Linked DNA regions of Homo sapiens: region 2 is linked to region 1. The links are chromatin loops, found by intact Hi-C in ENCODE. Cell type or tissue: ascending aorta. All regions are shown on one strand. Each heading gives the region's core, and the rest is flanking DNA. Links, peaks and the distances in the headings are about the cores only. Region 1 has its middle 37 kb from the start of MIR3169. Region 2 has its middle 120 kb from the start of LINC00378.

The links. Peaks named below come from ENCODE experiments on the same cell type or tissue, not always from the same donor. Only the 100,000 strongest peaks of a DNase experiment are listed, where the experiment ranks them.
Region 2: it touches region 1 in a loop (2.0-fold over the local background); 1 of 110 quality-filtered maps calls a loop at or near these places.

What each region holds. Positions count from the first base shown.
Region 1 is chr13:61,158,278-61,166,641 of GRCh38, forward strand. No RefSeq gene overlaps it. Among named protein-coding and RNA genes, the nearest start is that of MIR3169, 37 kb to the right of the region's middle. In ascending aorta, for the core only: no CTCF peak of the experiment used is centred there; a DNase peak (open chromatin) is centred at 4,684; H3K27ac peaks cover 3,194 bases.
Region 2 is chr13:60,783,889-60,792,252 of GRCh38, forward strand. It overlaps the pseudogene RNY3P5. Among named protein-coding and RNA genes, the nearest start is that of LINC00378, 120 kb to the left of the region's middle. In ascending aorta, for the core only: no CTCF peak of the experiment used is centred there; a DNase peak (open chromatin) is centred at 4,453.

The DNA.
Region 1 (8,364 bases), core at 339-8,338:
CTTGGCAATAGGTTTTGGCCAGTTGACATTGTTATTTTACATGGGCTGAACATGGCTAAATTTTTAATTTAGTATTTTTTGGAAGATGAAAAGCTTTTTGAATGTTTTAAATCAAGATCATGGTTAGACTTTCATTCTAACTAGTCTAATTAGCTAATTAAGCATGCTCTAATGATGGGCTGTATGATCAGTTAATCAAATAACAAGAGGGTAAAAATGAATTTTCTAGGAATTATTCCACCAAATATTTCAGTCTTCACCAAGTACTTTCAGACATTCATGTCTAAATGACTGTTTTAGATTAACAAGTACTTCCTTTTATATGTCTTCATGTTAAATGGACTGTATTTTTGAAGGTAATCTTCGTTATGTCTAGATGACAAGGCAACTAGTTCAAGGTATATTGGCATTATTCTAATCTCATAATTTCTATAAAATATAATTTAAGATTATGATCCTGTATTGAATTACTATGTATTTTTGAATCATAGAACAATTTCAAATACAATTATGGAAGGTGAAAAGTTTAATTCTTCAAGGATTTTATTATTTATAAATGCTAATGAACATGGGTTTTAGCCAAATTCTTGATATAAGATCAGTGTAGCAACATTAAATCATCATTAGAAACTTCAAATATTGTTTGTGATGATAAGCACATATTAGTGTTAAGCATTTCAAATGTCATTCTAATAATAAAAATCACGTATTTATCATTGCAAAGATCCCTTTTTTTAACATAGTTTCAAATGCTATTTTATAGCCTCCCACTAAATATTACTCTTAAGTAGTTATACTCATTTTGAAATAATTTTAAAATCTTTTCTAGACGCACAATTAATTCTGCATGAGAATTCCTAGATTCTTTAGACTCTTATGAACGTAGTTCTTATATCAAAATTGTAGTTATTCCCTATTATTTCAGTCAACATTTTCATGATAGAAGAGGAGCAAGATCTAATTTTGCAGTTAAAATGCTAAATTTAGTTGGAAGGTTACATCTTGCCATTACCTTAAACAGATGTGGGATAAGATAATGAGCATAAAATTAATTACGGACAATAGTGAAAATATTTTAACTTGAAAATTTCATAAATCTATGTGGATTTAAGTGCTTTCCTCCTTCCCACACATACCTTGCAAAAATTCAGAAAATGAATCCTGACAATGAAATCATTAGAGAACTGCATTCCATTCTCAATGACTTAACAAAATTCTGAATAATATTTGCATTTTAGCTGTTATAATATTACTTTTTATTTGTAAATGTTTATGTCAAATACATAAAAATTAAACATGGACTGGACAATTATAAGATCTTGGGGAAATCATTATGTGTATTAGGGTTTAGAATGCAATGGAAGTGCCATTGAAAATTTCTCTTTAGGGAAATTTCTTTCTAAGGTTATGATGCTATAAGATGTTTCTAACCAGTGTTGAGAAAGATAGTTTGGTTCAGGAAGATTTTGGAGTCAAGGAAACACATTAGTTGGCATTAGCAATCCAAGCAAAAATGTCAAAGCTTAAATTTGGTAAGATGGTGATAAGGTGATGATGGAAATTGATAGTAAAGAGAGTATAAAAAATGCAATAGGACTTGGCCACCAATTGGTTTATAAGTGAGAATAGTGAAATATGTTTTTCTCCCACGATACTATAAGAATAGTGAAACTGAGATATATAAAGGAGGACATAACTATTTAATAGAATTGGAGAGAGTTTTCACTTGTAAAATAGTAAATAAAAGTATTTGAAATCATGTAATGCCATACACTGGACACTTGAAAGAGAGAAGAGCTAAAACTATGCAGAGTTAGAATAAAATTGAAGCATATAATATAGTTGGAAATACTGAGGGAAAGAGTGGAAGAAAATGCAGAGGATTACAGTGCTTTTGGAGACAGAGAAAAAAGGGTGAAAAAATTAGGAAAGATCATATGATTTGTTTAGAGTTAAACAGAACTTAAACTAATTTTAGTGGGTGAGAGTTTAATGAGCAAATGTTAAATTGTCAAAGTGTAGAAGAGAATAAGAATAAGAAAATAGGAGGAGAGGCAATAGATTTCTTCCCTTAAGAGTTTGGGGAAAAAAGAGAAAAAGTAGAAGCCATTTAGGATTTACTGCACTTTTTGCTTATTTATTCTTTCTGGTTTGAGGTTAGCATATATTTTGGCAGAAAGAACAAAACCTATCAGGAAGTGGCAATGACAACCTGGAGAGTGAGGAATGGAAAGTTTAGAGAAGCACACGACCTTGAATGTGTAGTATTCAGAGCACAAGGGTAATTCAAGAGGGGCTTAAATAGCAAAGGTTTTGTCAGAGTTTGGTATCATTTCAAATATGTTAAAGATGAGTCACAAACTATAGAGGAGAAGATGTCCTGAAGGTCTTCTTTCTGTACCTTCAAATCCACTGTTCCCAAACTGGGTGCTTCCCTGTTGGGAAAAGTGTGGGGTGTATTACTGATATGGACTTCCCCTTTGGGCCAATTAGAGGCACCAGGGATAGATGCTTGGAGAGTGGAAGAAGTGAGATAGGATGTTTATTCCCTGGCACCCTGCTTGCTAGGTTGTAACCAGTGGGCTGAATCCCCCTAAAGCCACAGGTGTGGTCTGGCTACCTTCCCCAATGCATTTAACTCTCTGGGTTGTGGCAACAGCCCTCTGTCTTTGCATCATAAGGTTTAAGAGTTGTAAAAGTTCAGCACAGTTAAGGGCTACAGCATAGAAACTAATCATCCTGTTCATATTTCTTTAGAAAACAGTGTCCTATTAATCATTCTTCAAGTTTTCCAGTTTTAAATGTGTCATCCGTTTAATGCCAATGTTGTAAATGATAAGATGTTCAAGACTATAAGAACCTAAAGGATTAATCAACAGATCTGCAAAAACAATTGAGGAGAGAGAGAAAAAGAGAGAGAGAGTCTCTCTGGATGAAAATAGTAATTATAAAAAGGTGGAAAGTTCAGAGACCAGGTCTTTTTCACTATATCTAGGCTTTTCTTCATCAGAATTCTGTCTTCTTACAACCTTTACATATATTCACATAGTTTCTTGACTTGGAACTTGGTTTTTGAGCCTTATATGATAATTTGTTTGTTTTTTTAATACCCTCTCCTGGTGTGCATAACCCTGACAAAGAGAAATTATAAAATTTAAATAAAATAAAACAATTGTGTTCTAGCCTGGAAACCACCTCCTCTTGCCATAAAAATTTTTAATCTGATGTGAGTTGTGACCAAATTATCATAAGTTACATCACCTTTGAGTCAAATTGTAATATTCAGTCATTAAGCAAATATTTATCAAGTGATATTGTGGCACTAGGGATCATAGAAAATGTCCATGTACCTGTCAGCCTTTTAGCCTACTGAGAGAGGCAAAAGACAAATAGAAAAAGAGAGAAAGAAGATAATTTTGGATAGTGTTGAATTCTATGAAGAAAAGAATCCGGGCAATATGGTGGTTAAGAAAGATTTCTCTTATATTAGAGATGAGGCCTATAGGAAAGTAAAGGGTGAATCAGCAAAGATCCTGTGCTCCAAGGAAAGGGAAGAGATAGTGCAAAGTCCTATGGCAAGAAGATCTTGGTGTGCTAGAGGGGCAAGAAGGTCCGTGTGGCTGGAGCACTACGCCCTAGGAGATGGGGCCAGAGAGACAGTCTGGAGTCAGATCACCATGCCTTTTAAGGTCTTTGTAAGGGGTTTGGCATTTATTCTACAGGCACAGAAGGTTCCTGGAGAGTTTGAGCACACTGGTGACATGATTTGTTTTAATTTTTAAAACGTTACACCTGCTGCTGTGGGAAGCCTAGATTAGAGGCAGGCAAGAGCAAAATTGAAGATTTATCAATAATAATGTTATTTGAATGTTTACTGTTGAAAAGCATGGCATTATCTCATTCAACCTCAAAACACCCTATGCTTTAGGTAACTTTATTAGTTATGACGTTAGCAATTAAGCAAGTTGCCCTGGGTCATGCAGTTAGCTTGTGCTAGAGACCAAGATCAAAACCAGGCCATCTGACACCATAATCTTCACACGACACTGTGCTCATCACTCTGGGAACTCATATTCATTAGAGTTGGCTATAATCCATCAGGCAATATTGAAGTCCTCAAAAACAATCTTTTTATCATATGACCACCAGTGTCAGTGGAAAATGCTGGAGACGGAAAACACCAGAAACACTTAGCAGCAATGAAAGATAAAATGAAACAATGAATTGTCAGACCTTATAATTTTCAGGACAAGGTGTTCTTTTACAAAAGCTTTCCCTTGTCTTATTTAAGCCAGCATTTATATATCTCACCTCTATTTTCCTTGCAAACATTTATTTTAAGCCATTTTTGGATTCAGAATGCTAGATTATTTGGAAAATTTCTTAATATGGAAACGTTAGTGATCTCATCTGAACAGCTTAGAGAGTTCAATGGAGAAGTTCTCCACATATAAAGATTAAAATATATCCTCACTCCAATGACTCTTTAGCCAAGCATTTTTCTTTTTAAAGCACATCCAAAAATAAAACAGAATTTGGATGAGGCTTACAAAGCATGCTTGTTCTGGTAACATAAATGGCAAGTGAGAAAAGGGGTGGTGAATGACTAACACAAGTTCACTGAAGATGACAATATGTGATTTAGTCACCTCTGGCCAGGAAATATGCCTCCATACAAAATGAGAAGCTCACACAAATAGCACAGAGCTCTGGAGCCTGTGGATACATCTATACAAGGTAACAAAATGACCAAAACTCTGTCCATTCCTCTGACCCTTCTAAGCCTGATAATGTGGATCTGTGCACAAGTGATTTGAACGTGGTAACAGCAATTGTGGAGATGACTGAGTTTGGTCCTAATCCTCCAGCCCCTCTTTTTCTACCTAGGAAAATGCTAATGAATTACTCTGAAGAATCATCTAAAGATATTTACTAAGTTTTCTCCTACAACATAAATAAAAGAAGAAAAAAAAAGACATTCACATTTTAAACATAAATATCTCTCAAAATTGGAGAAAAGACCAACTTCAATGTAGAGAAAAAGTGAAGCCTCTTGTTTATATCCCTTATACATAAGTATTCATTTAAGATGGTAGTAATATAAGACTTTCTCACAAATATTGATTTATTTTTTTACAAGCATAAAGTAATGTGTGATTTGATACAATATCTGGGCCTATTTTATTTACCAAGCCCTACAACTTTGTATTGGCCTTTAACAAACAAAATGACTTCTAGCAATTCTTCATACCTTTTGACAGATAGTTCCCATTTTCCTCTATTATGTCTCCACTCCAGAAGCCACAGACAATAATAAAATGTCATCAAGATTGAAGAGCAAGATATATTCTTTTACTCTGTTTGAAAGGTCTGCTACATGTATGACCAGAAATTTCAGGGGTTTTCAGATTGGGAACATAGAAAATCTTATGTTGAATTATTCTTAAAAAGCAAGGCATTTCAATAATTGGCCAGTAAAGTTAAGTGATAATTAAGGCTATTGCTTAATTTTATAAAATGACATTTAAATATTGGTATTTGAAACAAGTTTTAAAATGTTTAAAGAAATAGAAAAATAATAGCAGTGAAACTTATGTGTTATTTGAAAACGCATTATTTTTCTTAAATGCAACACCTACTAATACCAGAGAGCTCAAGTTAAAAAAAATAGCATTATTGATGTTTTTCTCCTGATGAGATGAATACATGTCTGTGATTTTTTTAAGCAGAGGAAAGTGAAACTGTCTTTATCAAAACTACAGTTGTAAAATTCTGTGTTCACTTAACGTTATAAAACAGGAAAAAACTGGACTCTAAAAAGAGCTCTCTAAACATGGAGGAAATGCTGTTAAAACAAGTACAAGTCAAAATATTTAAATCTTATATTTTACATTAAAGAATGTTCCATAGCTTCAATTTAGAAAAGACCAGAAAACTCAGTGAACATTTTTAGAGGATTTAAGAAAACAAAATTAATTTGATTTTAAAAGATAATAAACAATCCAATCCAAAGTAGTGACAAGTTTAATTCTGATATGCAGTTACAAATCTTCTTTTAAAATATCTCTGTTTTGTTTATCTTCTTTTTTTTTTTTTTTTTTTGCAATTACTATTTTCTGTCACTTAGGACTCAGCAGCAAAACTCCAGACAAGATTTGTAAGGTAGATCACATGGGAATAAATAAAACTATTTTTGAATGACTTGTCTCCTGTTAAAAAAATTTATATTTTATTGTAAAACTCAATCTAAAATTACAATAAAATTCACAACTTCTTGAGGCATGTACTAAATTGCCATATTAGGTGTTCAGTGTCAATTAGTGATGGAAGACCAGACCACATAAGACTGTGGCAGGAAAAACAAGACTTTTGGAATCATTCTTATGTTTTAATGCTGGGGCAAAACTAACAACTGCTAAACTAGAAAAAAAGCAAATTTAAATTAATATATTGCCATTTTTTGATAAGTTATATAAATTCTGATTCCTCCAGACCAAATTCTGCCTTTTAATCAGAAAGTACTGATTTTACTTGCAACATGAAGTCATAATTTGATGTGTAGTTTAAGAAATGATATTCAGGAACAGTTTAGAAACAGAAAAAAGAGAGAAAATTGCATTCTTCTCTAAATTATAAAGAACATAATTCCAGAGCTCTATTATATTTGTTCTACAATGCACAAATTCAGGCAATATCTAAGTCTCAGAGCTAATCTTCAGTTAGGGAATAAAATGCTGTGTGTTTTTTGTTTTGTTTTTTTTTCTGTTGTCCTTTCTTTGGCATTTTTGAGACAAGGTCTCTGTTGCCCAGGCTGGAGTGAAGTGGTCCCAATCATGGCTCACTGCAGCAATCTTCCTGTTTCAGGCTCCTGAGTAGCTAGGATGACAGATGTGTGCCACCATGCCCAGTTAATTTTTTTTTTTTTTTTTTTTTTTTTTTTTTTTTTTTGTAGAGACAGGGTCTTACTATGTTGCCCATGCTGGTCTTGAACTCCTGGCCTCAAGCAATTCTCCTGCCTTGGCCTCTCAAAGTGCTGGGATTACTGACATGAGCCATTGTACTTAGCCATAAAGTGCTGTTGAAGTGATAAACGTGTCTCTATATAAGAAATGTGGAAGAGATAACTTGTTGTGAACTCTAGTACATAAAATATTTTATCATATTTTATTCTTTCATTTCTTCATTATTCCCTTCATTCATTTGCTCATTTAATAAATATGTATTTGATGTTCAATGTGATCTAGATTCTCTGCTAGAATCTGAAGCATCTAGCAGCATCTTGTTGGGAGTTTACATTTCAGCAGATAGGTAAGAAATTACACGATAAGGATTTTAGCAGAAAAAATATTACTGGGGAAGACCATTTAGACACATTTGTTTTAAACTATTCAGTTGCTTATTCATTCAGTCATTCATTCATCACATATTTATTCAACATTTAGTATATGTCAAGCACAGTGCTAGAAACTTGAGTGCAAGGCTTTGTCTTTTACCGTGACATCTATGGCTTTTTGCCTCACTTATTGTGGCTCAAATATACTTTATTTTGAGCTAAAATTCTCATAGGAATTTTGATAACAGAAAGAGGTCTACTCTGTTCTTTTTGCCCAACATTATATATACATACATTATGTTTTCAAAATTTCTGTTGTCAAAATTTTAAATATATATAGGGATATATATGTAAAATATGCCCAGCACCTCGATGTTTTTGATGCCTTGCCTTGTTATTTATAGGATCCCCTCAAAGGAATTCAGCTTCTCAAACTCAACGCTGTGGCTAGGGGGTCTCACAACATAAAGACAGATTTCCATTATGCCTGCCTGTGTTTACAAATTGTCTGTTCTAAAATTCTTTTTTGACAGTCCCAGAAGAAAAAAATATAAATGGCCAATATACTTAGGCAGAATGTTCTACATCTCCCTAAATCAGTTGAATGCAATTAAGATGAAATAATATTTTTTGCCCATCAAATGGGCAAAGTGAAGAACAATACTACCTAGAATTTGTGAGGCTTCATTGGCACTGATGGTAAAATAACCAATGGTAGTAATTTGGCAAGACATTCTAGATTGACAGGTTTTTCTTGTCATTTCTTTTTCAATTTGGGGCTTTTAAGATGTTGCTTCCCTTTCCTGTCTGTGTAGCTTTTTCTTCTCTGGTACTCTGCCCTGAGAGCTCTAGCCCCTTGGTGTCCACACATTCTCAGCTCCGTTGCCTCAATTCAGGAAGTACACTGAGCTCCACTAGGGCTCCATCTCTCTTTGCTATTACCTGAAAACTCTCAAAGCAGTAAGCTCCAGTAACCCTATGGCAACTCACAATACTCATAACAGCTCCTGCAAGTTAGGGTACATAAAGCT
Region 2 (8,364 bases), core at 59-8,058, 370 kb before region 1:
TCACTGCAACCTCCGCCTCCTGGGTTCAAATGATTCTTCAGCCTCAGCCTCCTGAGTAGCTGGGATTACAGGCACCTGCCACTATGCCTGGTTAATTTTTGTATTTTTAGTAGAGATGGGGTTTCGCCATGTTGGCCAGGCTGGTCTCAAACCCCTGGCCTCTGGTGATCTGCCTGCCTTGGCCTCCCAAAGTGCTGTGATTACAGGCATGAGCCACTGCTCCTGGCCTTGATTTCGTTCATCAGTGTTGTGTAGTTTTCAGTATACAAGTATTTCACCTTCTTGGTTAAGTTTATTCTTATGTATCTTATTCCTTTTAGTGCTATTACAAATGAGATCGTTTCTTGTGTTTATCATTGTTTACTTTTAAACATGTAGCTTCCTCTCTTCTGCTTGACAGGTATCACACTATTAATTTTTAATTACCATATCACATGATTGAGGTACAAGTGTCTCTTGAAATACTTTTGAAGGACACCTTTCTAGGTCATTAACAGTGTTAGGAGTTTAACCCTTTTAATTTTGGTTTTATTGTATTTTGATTCTGTTTAACATCCTTATATTAACAAAAGATTCACCCATATTTATTTAATTAATTTTCCCAGAAGAATCCCTTAGTATTCGTTCAAGTGGTTGATAGAAATACCATTTCTAGGAAATGACCATTTCCAAGTTCATGCATAAGAAAACTTAGGTTACGGATATACTATGCAAGTTACATCTCTTCCAGTACTTCTCAAGTAGCAAATAGAGACAGTTTTAGTAATTTTCTGTAATGGCAGTGAAATTGCCTTGTTGCTTCAGTGTGACTTTATACATGAGAACACTAAAAATATACAGCTATTTCTCTTTCCTAGCCACTTTCTGTATAGGTTACAAATGGATTCTATAGACTTGGTGTTAGAAATTATAAAGAATCAGCCTGGCATGGTGGCTCACGCCTGTAATCCCAGCACTTTGGGAGGCCGAGGCAGGCAGATCACCTGAGGTCAGGAGTTAAAGACCAGCTTGGCCAACATGGTAAGACCCCCTCTCCACTAAAAATACAAAAATTAGCTGGGCGTGGTGGTACACACCTGTAATCCCAGCTACTTGGGAGGCTGAGGCAGGTGAATCGCTTGAAGCCAGAAGGCAGAGGCTTCAGTGAGCCAAGATCATGCCACTGAACTCCAGCCTGGGCAACAGAGGGAGACTCTGTCTCAAAAAAAAAAAAAAAAAAAAAAAAAAACGGTGGGGGGGAATTTTTCTTAGCTAAATGTTTAGCCTAGCACTAAATAATAATAGCTTATTTAGGGGAAAAAAGCTACTCCATTAAAAAAAACAACCTTTTATTTCAGGAAAAATCAGTGTTCTTGAGGCTTGCTTTGCAAAAGTTCATTGCTTTAACATGCACCCACTTCAGAGATGTGAAGACGTCAGAGATGCTGGTTGCAAGTAAAGACGGTTTGTTGTATAAAGTGTGTATTGTAAGTGGTTAACAATCAATAAACATATTGAATTTAGCTCCATTTTTAAAAAAAAGGAAGAAAATGATAAATTTTTTTGGTTTTGGAGAAAAACAGATTTCTTAACTTCATCCTATGATAGGATGTAGCCAAGTAGAAATTAATATGCAGTACCCCATAAATATTTACACCTACTACATACCCATGAATATTAAAAATAAAAATTTTAAAAACAATAGAAAATAAATTAAAATGCTTTGTAAATTGGTGATAAGAAACCTACTTTTTGGCTCTATTATTTATCTAATAATTTGTCTAATAGAAGTGCCTGGACCTTTCTTCTTAGGATTAAATGTTTCTACTTGAGAATATGTCCAACAAGAATTCAATTTAATTAGACCTTTACATCATTGGATTTAAATTGAAAAGGTATTTAAATTATAGATGTCTGAATATATTCCATCACAAGTTTAAAAATCTTGATTGTGGTTCATTCATTTAAGAAATCCGTATTGAGTACTTGTTAAATGTTGAGTGCCAGGCTGGGTTTTTTTCAAAATGGTTTAAGAAATACGTTATATTTCTTGCCCTTGAAGACCTCCCTCTTTAATTGGTGGAGGAAGAAGGAACAACACATAGAATAAGAGGAGAACAATGTTAAGGCCAAAGATAACTAGATGTCCAAATGCCTCAAATAGAAGACACATGATATGGGAGGTCAGGAAGAGTGGAATGGTGTGTGCATTACAGAATATTTTGTGAAATCCTCTTGAAAAAGGGCATGACTTGACAGGTCTTGAAGGTTGAATAGAAAGTGGATATACACGTAACTTTATCTGATAAAAATGCATGTTTTTGCTACTTTGAAGTTAATGGAGGTTAATAAACTGAATAATGACACTGTAGTGAAGAGCACATTGAATTAGAAGGCATGAGGCTGTGTTTTCATTAAAATTATGCAGTGAGCTAGCTGTGTAAAAAATCAGCCTCTGGCCTCTGCCAGATTCACTGCACCCAACCAGCAGCAAGGTATTGAGCTCAGATTAACAAACTCACAAGGTACCATAGAATTTATCTATAACTAAGTTTGCTTAGCTTTAGAAAGGATATAGGATAGGCAGCAATGCAGCATATATGGCCATAACATACAGAGGTCTTGTACCTTAAAGGTACAACTAGCAAATGTCACTTTGGATGCATGTGGTCTCAAAAGATGGGTGGGTGAGTGTAGACAGTCTCAGTTAAGAGAAGTACCAGATCTGGGGTCTCCCCAACAGGAAAATTCAATCAAAGATCAAACCCTTAGGTGTTCTTGAGGTTAGAAGAAAGGTTACAAATCAGCTATTGACCTTTCACTTCCAGCCTAATCTTCTTTACTCATAAAATAATGGACCGATTTGATATAAGCTTTTATTAAAAAAAAGTCTTGTTCAAATTCCAGGATCACCATTTACTAGTTGTATATACTTGGGTAAGTTATTTAACCTCTCTGAATATCCATTTCTTTGATGAAAAAATATATATGAAAATACCTACCTCTTATGTTTGTTATGTATTTTAAATGACCCTCAAATACCTTTGGCAGGATATGGAGAGTCAGACTATTTTAATGTAGAAACTTAAATGTATTTTTTTTTCTTTGCAGCCCTTGCAGGATTATTGTAGGCTTTATTCCTGCGCTGGGTTCTAATGGACCATTAAGATCCATTGTCAAAAGAACTCAAAGCAAAGTAGATTTCTAAAATAAGCTAATGAAAATGAGTGACTCTAGAGAATGGGTAGAATTTTCTGGAGACAAAAAGGGGCTAGAGAAGTGGAGAATGAGGAAAAACATAGGTTGCTGGATTCCATAAGAGTTCAGGAGTTTGATGCTGGGAAAGTGGTCTGAGGAGGTAGGGCACCTGTAATCTGAGAAGCACTGGGTGGTGCCCATTAGTTGCCCAATACTTGGCTTGGCCTCTGTCTGATTAACTATTGGGTGAGCTCATATGCAGTGTCCCAGGAGAGAGTCCTGGATCTCTGTGCTTGAGAGGCCTCAAGACATGGTAAAGACAGAGGGGTCTCTTTAATTTTTCTTTTTCTGGCCCCAAGAGGTTGTAATCAATCTATGATGTGGACATTTCAATTGCCTTAACATTCAATACTGTTTTCTGCCACTGAATTTATCTTGGAAAATTTCTCATTGATACTGAATTGTCTAAAATGATTAAACTGGTCATTTTAGATGTGTCAACTCAGTAACTTAATAGATTTTCTTGAGATGAGAAAGGACTCAGTGAGTTATTAGACAGAGGTAAGGACTACTCTCTGTCTTTACCCTTCCATTAAACCACCTATCATCACAACTATTATAGAAACAATTAAAAGTACATTTTCTCTAATAACTTGTCATATTTTCATCAAAGGTTGACTAGTTTTGAGAAAACAATTTACTTTTTAATAAGAGGTTTTAGAACAGGATTGAATCTAGTAATTTCAGCCAACATTTATTTGTGGCCAGACTGAAGAACCTGGAGTTTTGATTTTTTTTTTTTTAACTAATTTGGTTTTCTTTCACATTTTATCCCACATCTCTTGATTAGAGAAATAGGTAAAATAAAAAGATGCAAACAATTTAATGGAGTTTTTTTGTTTTTAACTAATTTGGTTTTCTTTCACATTTTATCCCACATCTCTTAATTAGAGAAATAGGTAAAATAAAAAGATGCAAACAATTTAATGGACTATTTGAGCTCTTAGGTAGTCTTGTTAGAAAATATGAGGATCATTTCTATCTAATTTACTTGTTTGTGTGGACATATATACCTTTTAAACTTGTATTTCTTAGCCTGCTTTATTGATACTGTTCATTTTCATTCTGAATTATCTCATATATTAGTCAGCTATTGCAGCAATAAATGGATGTAACAAATAACTTTAAAATAGCTTACAGGCTGTTACAAGTTTACAACAGTAGTCATTTATTTTTGTGGCTCATGAGTCTGTGAGTTGGCTGGGCTCCTGTGGGGCTTGACTGTAGATTGTTGGTTGGGCTCAGTTCTGCTGCAAATGTGTCATTCTGGAATGAGCTACTATTAGGGACATGGTTTTCTCATCATGATGGCAGACATGATAGGAGCCAAGCCAAGTTATGTAAGCATGTTTAAAGCCTCTGCTCTTATTACAGCCATTAATGTTTGATTAGCTAAAGCAAATCTCATAGCCAAGTCATGTTGGCTTACTCTAATGGAAGCTTCAGCAAAGTCACTGGCAAAGAGAGTGTTAAGTATTATTCAATAGCAAAGAGGGAGTGAAAAATTGGAAACAGTAATCCTCTACAACTATTTGGCTAGAAGATGATGGATGCGGTTGCTCCCTGAGGAGCTGTCGGCTAAACCTAATCATAGTGTTTTCCCTGAATTGATCTGAAATGGTATTTCCTGGGGTCGACTGAGAAGGAACTTGATGTTCTTTTCCCCAGAAATAAGAAACACCTTGCAGCTATCAAAAAGCCTGTTTCTAAAGCACAATGTGTAAATGTATGAACATGTACGTTCATGTGTGCATGCAACACACATGTGTGCACACATACACAAAGTCTAGCATGGGCTATTTTAAATCCTAACACTCTGATTTTAACATTATAAAAACAGCCTTGGTTCTCAATCCAAAGAGGTTCCAGGGAAATACCTTAGCAAAATACAAAAAACAGAGATGCTCTGTTACTCCCAAATGTTTCTACCTTTAGTTTATCTTAACTTCTCTCAGATTATCTTAATTTCTCTCTCCTGCCCAGTTGTGATTCTGGGAGATATGACAAATGGTAATAGCCTGTCCTAGAAAGACTGTTGGCCAGTAGCGGACTCGGTCAACCTCCTCCAGTTTGCTCTTGGTTGGAGAAATAATTATGTCACATATTTAGACCAACCAATAAATAGCCTGTGATTATTTTGAGGTCACTATTTTATTTCTGTACAAGCTATAAAACTGTCCAACTGAGCTCTTGAAGCTATGGTCAGGGATTATAGATGCCTTGTTATTCCACCAATAAGCACCAGTCTCTGAAATCCTTTATCTTGGCTAAATCCTGAAGACTGAACGCTGAGCCCAGTAATTATTACAAACAAATGATTTTGTTTTTTGAATTAAAACTTTGTACTGATGTTCACAGTCCAAAGCCACCACCAGGTGAGACCTACCTCTTTTGACACATTTAGTATTCAGCTATAATAGATAGTCCTTTGTTTGGCTGGTCTGAGTGCAATAGTGTTTATAGCTAATTGGTCCCAACCAGTTACAGATTTTCTTGTTCCTGCTCCACTCCCACTGCTTCACTTGACCAGCCTTAAGAAATTTGTTGTAAAAAGTAAATTAAATAAAATAGCCCTTTGTTTAAACATAATAAATCTCTTCCTTTTTATATGACAGGTGGTTGGGATTATTTTAGATTTTGATATTCTTCTAATAGGAATCTCAAGCCTGCATGGTCTGGAAAGGAGGAAGTAGATGCAATTCCTAGATTTGGATCTATTCCCTTGACATTCAGACCTAAAGAAGATTTACCAGCTGCAGTGATGAGCAGGAGCTGGGGTAGAAGCTGGGAGCTGAGTGAAAGTGGTGGGTTTTAGTGAATTTCCAAGCTTTGAATTTAATGGAGCTCTAGAGTATATTAGAATTGTTTGTGTCAGTCACCAGCATGCCAAAACCATTCTTAGGAATTGCCCAACAGACCCTGGCTGCTAGTGACTTGCTCTTTGCAAAACAAAAAAATCAAACACCCAAACTGCAGAGAATCCAGGGTTGCAATGGAGCAGGTGCTGGGTGGTGGTAATGCTTTGTGTCTCTGGGCCTCGACTCTGAGTCTGTTTTCTTGAATTCTAGGGCACTTAATCCCTTTGCTGTCTATCTCTTACACATAGGTTCTACTAGAGAACTGAATTATTTTAAATCTAAGATTTGAATCCTAAAGTGAATTGAATTAACCGAGTTCTTTCCCCAAGCCCAGGCTTGACCCCACGTATTTTTAATTTAACAGGAAAATACTTCATGTCTTGCTGTCTGAAGCTCCAGAGGGGTAAGGCTTTATTATTTCTCTCCTATTTACTTGTAAGATGCATCTGAAGCAGTTTGGGAACAATCAGGCCAGTCCGTAGAAATTGCAGGAAGGTTTCAGCCTAATATAAAATGTTTTTTCTAACCATCAGGGTAGCCTAACAATTAGATTGCTGAAAGCAATTAGCTGCTTATTACAATTTTCTAATAATGTACCGTTAGACTACTTTCCATACCGAACTGAAATACCTTATTCACTGAGTTTGAATCTTAAACTAATTTTAACTGATAATTTTTCTGAGAGGGGAAAAACAATGTATTTCAAAACACAGCACAAACCGCCAGAGCAGCCTGTTCTTATTTGACAACAGCGCTCCTGCTGACCCAGGCTGCTGGGACACTGAGGTCTGGTTGGAGTCTCTCTCCTCAGGACAGTCCGCTGAGGATTCCAGGCCTCTCAGCCTCTTACTTACTGCTGTGGCTCTGACCTTCATTCCAGAAGGATTGTTCCAGGCTCGTGCAGCAGAAGGCACTGGGCCAGCAGGTCAGACCTGAGATTTAGTTCTGACTCTGCCATTTACTAGGCCATGAACAAGACACAGGGCCACTCTATAAAATCCGAGGTTGGTTTCCTTAAGGTTGTTTCTTTCTCTAACAATCTGTGATCGATATGAAAAGGGTTTAAGATGACTTAAGGATAGCAAGAATCGTTTTTATTCCCTATCTTTATTTTCCCAGCTCTGCTTTATGTGTTTTCCAACAAAGATGACATTTAGAAGAACAAAGAATATTAAGGCAGAAGACCTGGTTTTTTTTCTTGGATGCAACAACTACTTTAAATGGTCTCCCTGACTCTAATCTTCCCCGAACAGTCTCTTTACCTCCTATATTTAGAAAGATCTTTTTAAAAAGGAAATTTTCTATCTTTAATTATCTGTTTAACTAAACAGATTTTTTTTTTTACTGTCTTTAACATTAAGTCCAAATTCCTCATCATAATTTACAAAACTACTTAAGATTCTTGTTCTATTACTGCTTCCTGTTCACTCCTTCCTTTTGCAGTCTTTGCTAAAGCATACTGAATTGATATCAACTCCTTAAACAAGTCATATTGTTTTGCAACTCTGGGGCCACCTTTATAGCTCTCCCTTGTCCTTGAGTATTCTAACCCCATCCCTTCATCTGTATAAATCCCACTCTTCATTTAGATTTTGGCTTCAGGTTACTATTTTAAAGAGCTTTGCTTGGCTCCTAGAAATACAGCACCATGTATTTCTTCTATCATAACATGTCCCTTTCTTTTCTGGTATATTTCCTGGTATATTGTAAGCTCTGTGAGATTGGGGCCTGTAGGTGCCTCCAACATGTAGCACAGTACCTGGCACACTGAATGAGAAAATGCTTTGTATGGAGTTTATATCTCAGTTATGAAATGTATTAGCTACATGACCATGGGCAAATTATTTGACCTTTTAAAATATCATTATCCTTATCTCTACAAATAAATCTAGAACTAAATTATCTTTAAGTTTTATCTCTAAAATTCTTTAATAGTAATGTATTACTGTAACATTTATGCATTTAATAGGCCCCAAACTTAAGTGTGGAAAAATATACTATTTAATATTAATTTCTATCTTGAGCACCCATTCTACCTGATGCAGAATAGTACTATTATATTGTAGTTGCCATAGGTACTTCTCTAAGCACATATATATGTTAACTCACTTAATTCACACAATAGCATAAGTAAATCACTATTATTTTACCTAATTCATGTATGAGGAAACTGAGGCACAGACAGTAATGTGACACACCCGATGACATAAATCCTAGACAAAGCTGAAATTGGAACCCAGTTGATCTGGTTCCCGAGTGAGTACACTTA